Regions from separate parts of the Homo sapiens genome. Here region 2 is linked to region 1. A link is an interaction called in ENCODE POLR2A ChIA-PET data of the cell type or tissue named here. Cell type or tissue: PC-3. All regions are shown on one strand. Links, peaks and the distances in the headings refer to the core of each region. The heading gives the core; the rest is flanking DNA.

Region 1 (5,380 bases), core at 295-5,294:
TAATGTTTTTGGTCATTCTTAAACATTTTCACTTCTGCCACCACCCTTTATGCAGTCTGGCACATAGCTGTCACTCAGCAAATGTGAGCAAACAAACACTAGAGACTTTAGTCTGCCAGGTCTCTAACATGCAAAGCCATGGGGCCAGGTCCATACACTCCCTCCACTGAGAAAAAGACAAATGGCTTAGGCTACAAGGTTTGGGTCACCAAGGAAAGCTGTCAAATAATGAAGTGGGTAAGCAGATTCCTAAAAATTGGAACCATTTCAGCAGCAGTTTCATCCACAGGGAGACAGAGTAAATGCTCTCTCAAATCTGTCTCACATCTATAGAAACCTTACTCTATTTATGGTCTTTTGGCATCTTGCTCTGCTATCTCACTTGAGATCACTCCTATAGAACTAATAGAGGAATAAATCAAAAGCAAACCAGTATAAGTAGAGACGCAATAAAATTTGGATGTCTTGAGTTCTGAGGGGCTTGCACACACTTGTTAAGGCATGCAGTGTGTGCTAGGGGCTTCAGCAGGGAACTCCACTCAAGGACGTGGTGTAGGAAGCAAAGACAAACCAACCCAAGTGGTACTGAAGAGGACAAGATGGGAAGGACATTTTTATTTTCCCTAATCTTCAGGCAACCTCACCAAGCTGGAGGTCACATGTAGCTGAGTGTGAAACCAAGAAAAATACGAAGCTTCAAAAGTACTGTGCGTTGTATTTCTTCATTCTCTGGCAGGCTGGGAGTCCAAGGTCAGTCTAGGCAGGAGGGCTGCTTGGCCTAAGCAGTCACACAATTTTCACCGTCTTGAGCATATCTGACAAGACATACGTGTCATCCCAACCCCTCCCAGGCTTCCTCAGGGTCCGCTCCAAAGCCTGGGCTGTTTCTAGGAGCTCTGGTGTGGCAAGTTTTTGCTCAGGGTGCAGCTGACAGAACAGGATCTCATTCACTTCACCCTCAATTCGCCGGACATATAGGAGGGGGAACACTGCCTTGAGCCCAGCCAGCACTGAGTCTTTTAGCCCCAAGTCTCGGCACACAAGGTTGAGAATAAAAACACCTATAGGGTAGGAAGAAAAGTCAGAATGACCTCACATCAGGAGACATATGAAAGACAAGGATCGGCTTTGAGGAAAATACCAATTCCTGTCCCAGGGAGACTGGTGGACTAAAACACACGGTGGTGATGAGTTTGCAGAGAATACACAGCATAGAAAGGCAGATGGAGAAAAGCATGGGGAGCATGTGAGCCATAAACAAACTCCAGCCTTATTTCTTGCTCTTCTGTGCTGCTCACATGTTATTTTACCATTCTCCAAGCCTCAGTTTCCCAAATAGCTTCTCAAAGAATAGCTTTGAGAAAGAAGTGATTCCCAGCTGGGCACGGTGGCTCATGTCTATGATCCCATCACTTTGGGAGGCTGAGGCAGGCGGATCACTCGAAGTCAGGAGTTTGAGACCAGCCTGGCCAAAATGGTGAAACCCCGGCTCTACTAAAAATATAAAAATTAGCTGGGCATGGTGGTGGACGCCTGTAATCCCAGCTGCTAGGGAGGCTGAGGCAGGAGCTGCTAGTGGGGCTGAGGCAGGAGAATCTCTTGAACCCAGGAGGCAGAGGTTGCAGTGAGCCAAAATCCAGCCTGGGTGACGGAATGAGACTTTGTCTCAATCAATCAATAGAAAGTGATTCCCTACGAAAGTAAAATTTACCAACTCCACAGGGATATTACATTCTTGGCATACACACCATAGAGTATTAACCAGTGACAGGGCCGAGGTTATCTTGACTTCTGACAATTAAGATTCCAAATCAAGCCAGTTACCACAGTGCCTTACACCAAATCAAAAATACCTAGAGGGTTGTTAACATAGGGATTAAAGGCTCCAGTTTTGAGGTGACAAGGCACTGACTTTGAGCCCCAACTGTTACCTTGCGTCACCTTGGCAAATCTTCAACCTCAGTTTCCTCATCCAAAAAGTGGACTGCTATGAAGATTAAATAACACACTGCCTAGTAGAGCACGTGTAGGAAGCATCATGTAGTAGCTAGCATCACCATGCTGGTGGGAGTGTGAACTGCTACAACCACTTTGTAAAACTGTGTGGTAGCATCTACAAAAGCCAAAAACATACCCATAACCTATGATCCAGCAATTACAACCCTGTGTATATACCCAAGAGATCTGAAAACATAATTCATCAAAAGGCATATACTAGAATGTTAATGGCAGCACCACTTATAATAGACCCACACAGGAAACAAACCAAATACGAACAGTAGAATGGATAAGCGAATTGTGTTAAGTTACATGATATAACACAGCAATAAAAATAAGCCATGTAAACACAACACTGTGAATGAGTCTCACAAACATCATGTTGAGTGAAAGAAAATGGACACTTAAAGAGTACATTCAGCCAAGTTCAGTGGCTCATGCCTGTAATCCCAGCACTTTGGGAGGCCAAGGTAGGAGGATCGCTTGAGGCTAGGAGTTTGAGACCAGCCTGGGCAACATGTTGAGATCCTATCTCTACAAAAAATAAAAATAAAAAAATTAGCCAGGCATGGTGGCATCCACCTGTAGTCCCAGCTACTCAGGTGACTGAGGTGGGAGGATTCCTTGAGACCAGGAGTTTGAGGCTACAGTGAGCCATGATCAGGCCACTGCACTCCAGCCTGGGAAACAAAGCAAAACCCTGTCTCAAAAAAAAAAAAGGGAACATTCCAACATTCCATATGATTCCATTTATATAAAGAACAAGAACAGGCAAAATTAAGCTGGGTGGACAAATGTTAAGACAGTGATTACTCTTGCGAGGACAAGTTACTGAAAGGGGATAAGAGATACGACTTTCTGGCAAGCTGGAAATTTTCTGTGTCTAGTGCTAGTAAATGGGTGTATTAAATTTGGAAAAATTGATCGAGCTCGCACTTCTGTGCATTTTTCATTAAAAAGATAATTTTTGTTAATGGTCCCTTCTCTCCTCCCTCTCCCACCTTTTGTTCTCCATACCTTCAGGAGTCAAGATGCTTTTAACCTTCTGTAGAAAAGATTGCTCCACAAATGCTGGGGGCGGACAACTCATTCCCAGTGTTGGGTCCTTACTGTCAACATCAAACATTATGACATCGTAGCAAGGCCGTGCTGGGAAAAAGAAGGAAACAAGTCCTTGTCTTTGCTGGATAAAATAATACCATTTACATTCCAACACTATACCTCCTCTTTACCAGTGGTGGGCATGGTGACTAAGTTAGAAGGATGACACAGAGGATGTGGTTTGCCTGTAAGGGCACTGATGTCATGGCCCAGGGGAGTCTTTGTCATCAGGGTTCAGAGTGTCCCATAGTAAAGATGGAACCTTCTTCCACATTTAAAAGCACCTTCCAAAGGCAAAAACATTACTGGGGTCCCCTTTGCATGAATATTTCTCGGTTAAGAGTCTATCAACACCAGTGGCTTTTGACTGTGGCAGAACATTACAATCACCTTGGGAAGCTTCTAATGTGTACTACACGCCAACCAACAGAATAAAATATCCTGGGGTAGTAGGGGGCAGATGGGAGGAGAGATGGGAAGCCTCTGGTATTTTTCTTGAGCTTTCCAGGTAATTCTAAATACAGTCAGAGTTGAGAACCACTGATCTAGACAAAGCAGCTGACTAAGCCTTTAAGGGCTGACCCAGCAAATGGTAACTTTTAACTCTGAAAACAGCACATTTTGCCTCATAGGAGAAAATGTTCTGAAATTTCAGTTAGTGTTATCTTTGCAGTTCCATGAACAAGAGCTGACTCAAGAAAGAAATGATTTTGCTAAATGGGTGAGAAAGAACTGATGAAGAAATGGATCTGCTCCTTACTATAATGTTAAATTGTTTTTATAAGGGGTAGGTCTGCAATGCCACTGACAGGTTTTTAGAAAATTTTGAGACTGTGGTCATAATTATTCAATAATTAATAAGTATTTAATTAGGACTGCTGCATGCTTATCATTGTTCATAGCACAGATCTGATTTTGGTTTCTTACAAAGAGAACATGTTGGCTCATCAAAGTCCAAGGAAAACAATAGCCTGCATTTGCAGCCTTGAGCCCTCCAGTAATCTGAAACATTTTGGTGTTACAGAAGATGGGCAGAGCCATTGAAAACTGATCTATAGATAACAACAGCAGTAACATCATGGATTAAGTACTTACCATGTGCATGGCACTGTTGTAAATACTTCACCGTATTAGCTATCTGGGCTTGGGCACCTAAACTAACCCTAGCCTCAGAGAGGGAACCTACGAAACTGTTACAATTCAATTCAGTTTGCAATTAAAATTAAGATAGCATCTGTTCAATACTTGTCCCAGGCCTCCTAGTTTGCCACACCCTTACTGGAAAATATTCTAATCTAGTGAGACCAGAGTATCTGTTATGGAATGAGCAGACCAGCAGTCCTGAACAGAACTGAACCAACCTAACTGCCTTCTCCCCGAAGGACTCGAGCTCCAGAAAGTACTAAACTCACCAGCAGCCTATCTGTATAATAGCAGAGTTACTGTCCCTAGTATTTTACAGAAAATTATTATGCTTATGGTTTTTGTCCTAAATCTGGGATGCAAATTACTAGAGCAAATGGAACCTTAATTCTAGTTGCAGAAGGCCTATCAAAATTCCCACAGAGTACCATCTGCATCAAGGTTTCTCCACCTGAGCACTGTGGAAATTCTGGGCCAGATAATTCTGTCATCAGTGCCCGTCCTGAACATTGTAAGATGTTTACTAGCATCCTAGACCTCTACCGTTTAGATGTCAGTAGCAACATCCCCCACCCCGATTTGTGACAATGAAAAATTGTCTCCATACATTACCAAATGTCAGACCCTGAGGTTGTATACCACTGATCTTACATGAATACTGTTTTGCTCTATTTCTGGCTTTACCTCCAGTTGAAATATTTACAAAAATACCTCCCAACACACATTCCACCTTTTCTTCTCTGTTTCTTTGCCCAGTTAGACTTCAGGTTTCTTAAGATGGTGAGGAAATGACAAGGTTACAGGTCAGAAAAAAGCCCACTGGTCTGTTAGCACCATAAGGGCAGGAATGGCCTGTTTTACTTATTGCTTTACATTCACACCTAACACAGTGCTAAGCATATAGCTGGTACTCTAGTGAATAAGTATATCAACAAATGAACAGGCTGAAGACTGGAACGATACTCATGCCACTCTCTTAGAGATAAACTGTAGAGGCCCTTGCGGGCCTGACAATGTCGCATCAATCATCCCTCAACACCCCTTCAAATGCTCCAAGAGCAGTACCTTCTCCTCCTCCTGCCAAGCTGGCGATATAGTCCAGGCCATCTGCAATGTGGACCTTCATTCGGTCACTCTG
Region 2 (5,380 bases), core at 254-5,253, 230 kb before region 1:
TGAGGGAAAAATCATTTCTAACCTAGAATTCTAAATTTTCAATAAACGTGACAGTAGGAAAAGATATTTCCAGACTTGCAAATCTCAAAATATTTTACCTCCCTTTCACCTTTTTAAGAACGCTGTTAAAGAACGTGTTCTACAAAACAAGGGAGCAAACTAATAAAGAGGAAGACATGAGATCCAGGAAGCAGGAATACAACCAAGAAAAGAAGGAAGTTTTCAGGATGGTATAGATCCCAGTATGAGACCAAGAGAGCAATTGATATCTATGGGAATGAGAGAACAGAGAGTCCTGAAGAGATTTCTTCCTCTACCAAGAAAATAAACATAAAACTACCTAATCCAGAATGTTTTTAAAGTACTGAGAGATTGAGACTTCTGTAGGGGAGATTGGGAATACGTTAGTGATAGATGTACAGAAAACTATGCAAACAAACCAAACAGAGATAATTATCAACCTCAAAAAAGACAATATCATGGAAGAAAGAATAACCAAAATTTACCACATAGCTCAGCTATGAATAACATTTTCAGGATTATAAAAATTTATTCAGCAAAATATGATTCTTTTAGTAGAATGTAGGAGGATAAGTGCATATGTGAGTGTGTGAGTATACATAAGTATAGGAGAAGGATATAAGACAGCTAAATCCTCCTTCTCTACAGTGAGAAGTCAAAAGAGAGTATCTAAAACTAAGAAAAATAAAAAATAGTAATATAAACAGATTACATAGAAATATGGAGGTAACTATCAAAATCAATAGCTAAAAGAATTGTAAGTGGTAGCCTCTGGAAATCAATAATCAAGAGTCAGGAGGGGTGGGCAAGGGACTGATTGTTTCTATTAAAAGCCTTTTGCACTGACTTTTTCTTTTAAGAAAGCTATATATATTTATAGCTCTAATAAAAATAAAAGTTGATTATAGAAGTATTTTCTTTACTACTCCCTTATATCTGAAAAGGAAGCTAGATCTATACTTAGTGATATACCAAAATGGCAAAGGGGACCATTTTCTTATCTATATTAAGTTACACAAATAGGCAGCTTAAAATAATCAATGAACTCCTGCTGGCAGACTCAATACCTACATTGATAGATCTTAAAAACCACTGTCAGAAAGGATTTTAAAGTCATCATGCTTTGAAAGCATTTCACTAGAAACCTAAAGATCCAGCTAAAATAAAGAGCCCTGATTATGTGCCAGGCTCATATAGGATTCAAAACAACCACCAAGAGATAGATACTATTATCTTCTCAAGCATACAGATGAGGAGAGTGAGACTTGGAGAGGAAAATCACACTTACCTAAGAGTCACAGACTGTGTGGCATGAAACTGGCATTCAAATCCAGCAACCTAATTCCATTTTTAATCACTAAATTTTTCTGCCTCCTAAGTCTTAGCTAAAATTTACAAGTGATTAGCTATGTTATTTCCAACTAAGTTATATCATCTAAGACTGTTTACAGAACTAAGTTTGACTAGATGTCTCTGGCAAGTACAGAATTCCAGGAAGGAGAAAAACTTGCAGATTTAGAAGAGGTTATATGCAGTAATAACTAAAGAATAATTTAACACAGTTCTTGCCCTCCTAATAAAAGGAAATTAAAAATAATAAATTAAGAGCTAATAAATCATTGTGACATTGTGTTTTAATTATGTGTCTCTTCAGGAAAGAACAACCACAATGATGAGTATTGATAGGTCCTAGTGAAGACTTTGAAAAGCTACACAAGGTACCCCAAAAGTGTGAGTGTGACATAATATAGAGATAAGTGCACTGACTCAGGGATCAGACTGCCTGGGTTCAAATCCCACCTATACCTCTTATTAGCTCTGAAATATTAGTTTCCTCATCAGTAGGCAACTGCATCAATACAGTAATCATACATTACAGTTTATGTTTTTTGTCCTGGGATAATTATTAAAAATAACCCCCTTTAACTCTCAAAAGACTTCCTTTTTTATTTTGCTGTTGTTTTGGTTTTGTTTTGTTTTTTTAGAGACAGAGTTTCACTCTGTTGCCAGGCTGGAGTGTAATGGCTCAGTCATAGCTCACTAGGCTCAAGCGATTCTCCTGCCTCAGCCTCCTGAGGAGCTGGGAGTACAAACATGCACCACCATACTTGGGTAATTAAAAAAAAAAAATTGTAGAGACAGCACCTTGCTATATTGCCCAGGCTGGTCTTGAACTCCTGGCCTCAAGCAATTCTCCTGCCTTGGCCTCCCAAAGTATTGAGATTACAGGCATGAGCCACTGTGCCCAGCCAAGGCTTCCTTTATGAAAGATAAAATTAAATAGCAGGACTCCTATCTGGCATGTAGGGAGCTTGGAAATCATTCCATCCCAACAAGTAAAAATCTGAACAAACTGAAAAACCAACCCTTCTTAGATCTGTCAGTGAAGTGAAATCACAGACAATTAGCTGTTCCCAAAATTTGGAGAGACAGGTGAATATAGAGAATCACAACTCAACAGAGCAGACACCCAAGAGCAGAAACCTCCATGGAAAACAATGCTGGGGCAGGAAAACTTAAACTGTAATCCATGAATCGCTTGAAGGCTCAGAGTGGATGAGCTTCAGGGACCTGAGTTTTGCCTTCAGAGGATTAAATAAATTCTCGCAGTAAATTAAAGAGAAAAATCCCCTTATGCTTCTGGTAGGGAAAGGAGGAAAGTGATCAACTGGAAATATCCCACAACATTCTGTTCTTTTTTTTTTTTTTTTTTTTTTTGACGGAGTCTCACACTGTCGCCCAGGCTGGAGTGCAGTGGCGTGATCTCGGCCCACTGCAAGCTCCACCTCCCGGGTTCACACCATTCTCCTGCCTCAGCCTCCCGAGTAGCTGGGAACTACAGGCGCCCGCCACCATGCCCGGCTAATTTTTTTTTGTATTTTTAGTAGAGATGGGGTTTCACCATGTTAGCCAGTATAGTCTCCATCTCCTGACCTAGTGATATGCCCGCCTCAGCCTCCCAAAGTGCTGGGATTACAGGCGTGAGCCACCGCGCGGGGTCCATTCTGTTCTTCTTATCAAGGTCTGACCTTAAGAGAAGTCATTTAACCAGAACCTATACTACTGAGGGTTTTCCAGAGCCTAACAGATTAGGGCAAAGGACATGTCTAACTCCAGCTTGCTCTAGCCTTCTATATAGGGGAAGAAAAATACACAACTCTAGTCCACTGTAGCCATCCGGTCCCACCTAAAGGGGTGGGGCAGGAACTAAGAAGCACTTGTGAGACTTGTGAGTCCAGAAGCACAGGCTCACTAAAAGACATGAGATCTAATCACAGGACTACAGCATGCTTCCTCTCGCTCCACATCTTACCACTACATGACTATAGCTTAGTAACCACAATGCCTTGTACCCAGTACATCATATAGCACCCAGTCTGCCTATCAAGAAAAAATTACAAGGCATATTAAAAGGCGAAGAAAAAAACCCCACAGTTTGAGGAGACAGAGCAAGCATCAGAACCAGACTCAGAACTCTAACTCTAATGTTAGAGTTATCAGACTGGGAATAAAAAAAAAACAAACTGTGATTAACATCCTAAGAGTTCTAGTAGATAAGATATACAGCCTACAAAAACAGATGGGCAATATAAGCAGAGATATGGAAATGCTAAGAAAGAATAAAAAGAAATGCTGGAGATCAAAAAGACTAATAGAAATGAAGAATGCCTTTGATTGGGTTCATTTGACTGGACTGGAAAAAGTTGAGGAAACAATCACCAAGCTTGAGCATATTTCAATAGAAACATCTAAAATCGAAAAGAAAAAAAAAATACTAGGGGGTAGGGTGGGAAACAGAACAGAATATCCAAGAATGGTGAGACAACTACAAAAGGTTTAACATATGCAGAAGAAGAGAGAGAGAAAGGAACAGATATTTAAAGAAATAATGACTGAGAATTCCCCCCAAATTAACATCAGATATCAAACCACAGGTTCAGGAAGCTCCGACAGCAAGTGGGATAAATGCCCCCCAAAAGCTATAACTAGGCATAGTATATTTAAAATACAAAAAAAAAAAGCAAAAATAAAAATCTTGAAAGAAGTAAAGGATTGCAAATATAAGAATTATGTCAGAATTTTCCTCACAAACCATGCACAAAAGAAAAGGTGGAAGTATTTAAAGTGCTGAGAAATAAAATATCAACTTAGAATTCTGTACCCTGCAAAATTATCTTTCAAAAGTGAAGGAGATCCTGGTGCACCAGTACTCATGAAATAAAAGAAAAGAAAAAAGAAAGGAAAAGGAAGGAAGGAAGGATAAAGAAGAAAAGAGAGAAGGAAAGAGAGAAAGAAAAGAGAGGACAGAGAGGAAGAAGGAGAGAGAGAAAGTAAAGAAGGAAGGAACAAAGGAAGAAAGGAAGAAAAAAGGAAAGAAGGGAGGGAAGAAAGGAGGAAGGGAGGGAGGAAGGGAGGGAGGAAGGGAGGGGGCGAAGGAAGGAGGGAGGGAAGGAAGGAGGGAGGGAGGGAAGGAAGGGGAAGGAAAAGTGAAGGAGTAATAGACTTTCTCAAATAAAGAAAAATTGGGGAAGTTTGTTGCCAGTGGAATTACTTCACAAGGAAACATTAAAAGAAATTCTTTAGAGAAAAGGAAAATAATATTAAGTCAGAAACTCAGATCTACATAAAGAAAGCAAGAGAATCAGAGAAGGAATAAGTAAGGTAACAATCCTTAATTGATCTAACAGATAACAGTTTGTTCAAAATAATAGCAACAATGTATTTTATTCCTATTCATATGCTTATATGTAAATAAAATATTTGACAGAAACAATACAAGGAACAGGATGAAAGAATTAAAATTATTTTGTTATTATCAGGTACTTGCACTACTCTTAAAGTGGTACAGATGCTCCTGTATTTACAATGGGGTTGTAATTGGGACATCACACCATAATAAGTCAAGAAGTGTACTGAATTTCTATCACTTTCTCACCATCATAAAGTCAAAAAATTGTAAGTTAAATAATCATAAGTCGGGGAGTGTATAGTGTTATTTGAAAGTAGACATGAATTGTTGTAAATGTATATAGCAAATTCTAGAGCAACCACTTAGAAGTTTTAGAAAAGTGCAACTTATATACTAAGAAAGAAGATAAAATGGAATCACATAAAATGCTCAACTAAAGGCACAAATGGCAGAAAAAGAGTGGGATACAAAAACAAGGAAAGAAAACAAGGGCAACAAATAGAAGTAGTAACAAATATAATAGATATTAATTCAACTGTGTCAGTAATCACCTTGAATGTCAATGGTCTAAATGCACCAATTAAAAGACAGAGATTGTTAGAGTGGATCAAACAACAAGATACAACTATATATTATCTACAAAAAATTCACTTTAAATATAAAAACACA

What was found. Peaks named below come from ENCODE experiments on the same cell type or tissue, not always from the same donor. Only the 100,000 strongest peaks of a DNase experiment are listed, where the experiment ranks them.
Region 2: POLR2A ChIA-PET joins it to region 1 with 5 read pairs; 3 of 35 experiments call an interaction of 5 or more read pairs at or near these places.

What each region holds. Positions count from the first base shown.
Region 1 is chr1:171,792,163-171,797,542 of GRCh38, reverse strand. METTL13 (methyltransferase 13, eEF1A N-terminus and K55) reads right to left here. Exons shown (of 8, transcript NM_015935.5): 6 at 5,308-5,380; 7 at 3,016-3,147; 8 at 1-1,061. The coding sequence ends at 787. Among named protein-coding and RNA genes, the nearest start is that of METTL13, 13 kb to the right of the region's middle. RefSeq lists an enhancer at 2,538-3,737. In PC-3, for the core only: no CTCF peak of the experiment used is centred there; a DNase peak (open chromatin) is centred at 3,252; H3K27ac peaks cover 1,293 bases.
Region 2 is chr1:172,018,081-172,023,460 of GRCh38, reverse strand. All of the region lies in intron 4 of DNM3 (dynamin 3), which reads right to left. Among named protein-coding and RNA genes, the nearest start is that of MIR3120, 120 kb to the left of the region's middle. In PC-3, for the core only: no CTCF peak of the experiment used is centred there; no DNase peak of the experiment used is centred there; H3K27me3 peaks cover 3,083 bases.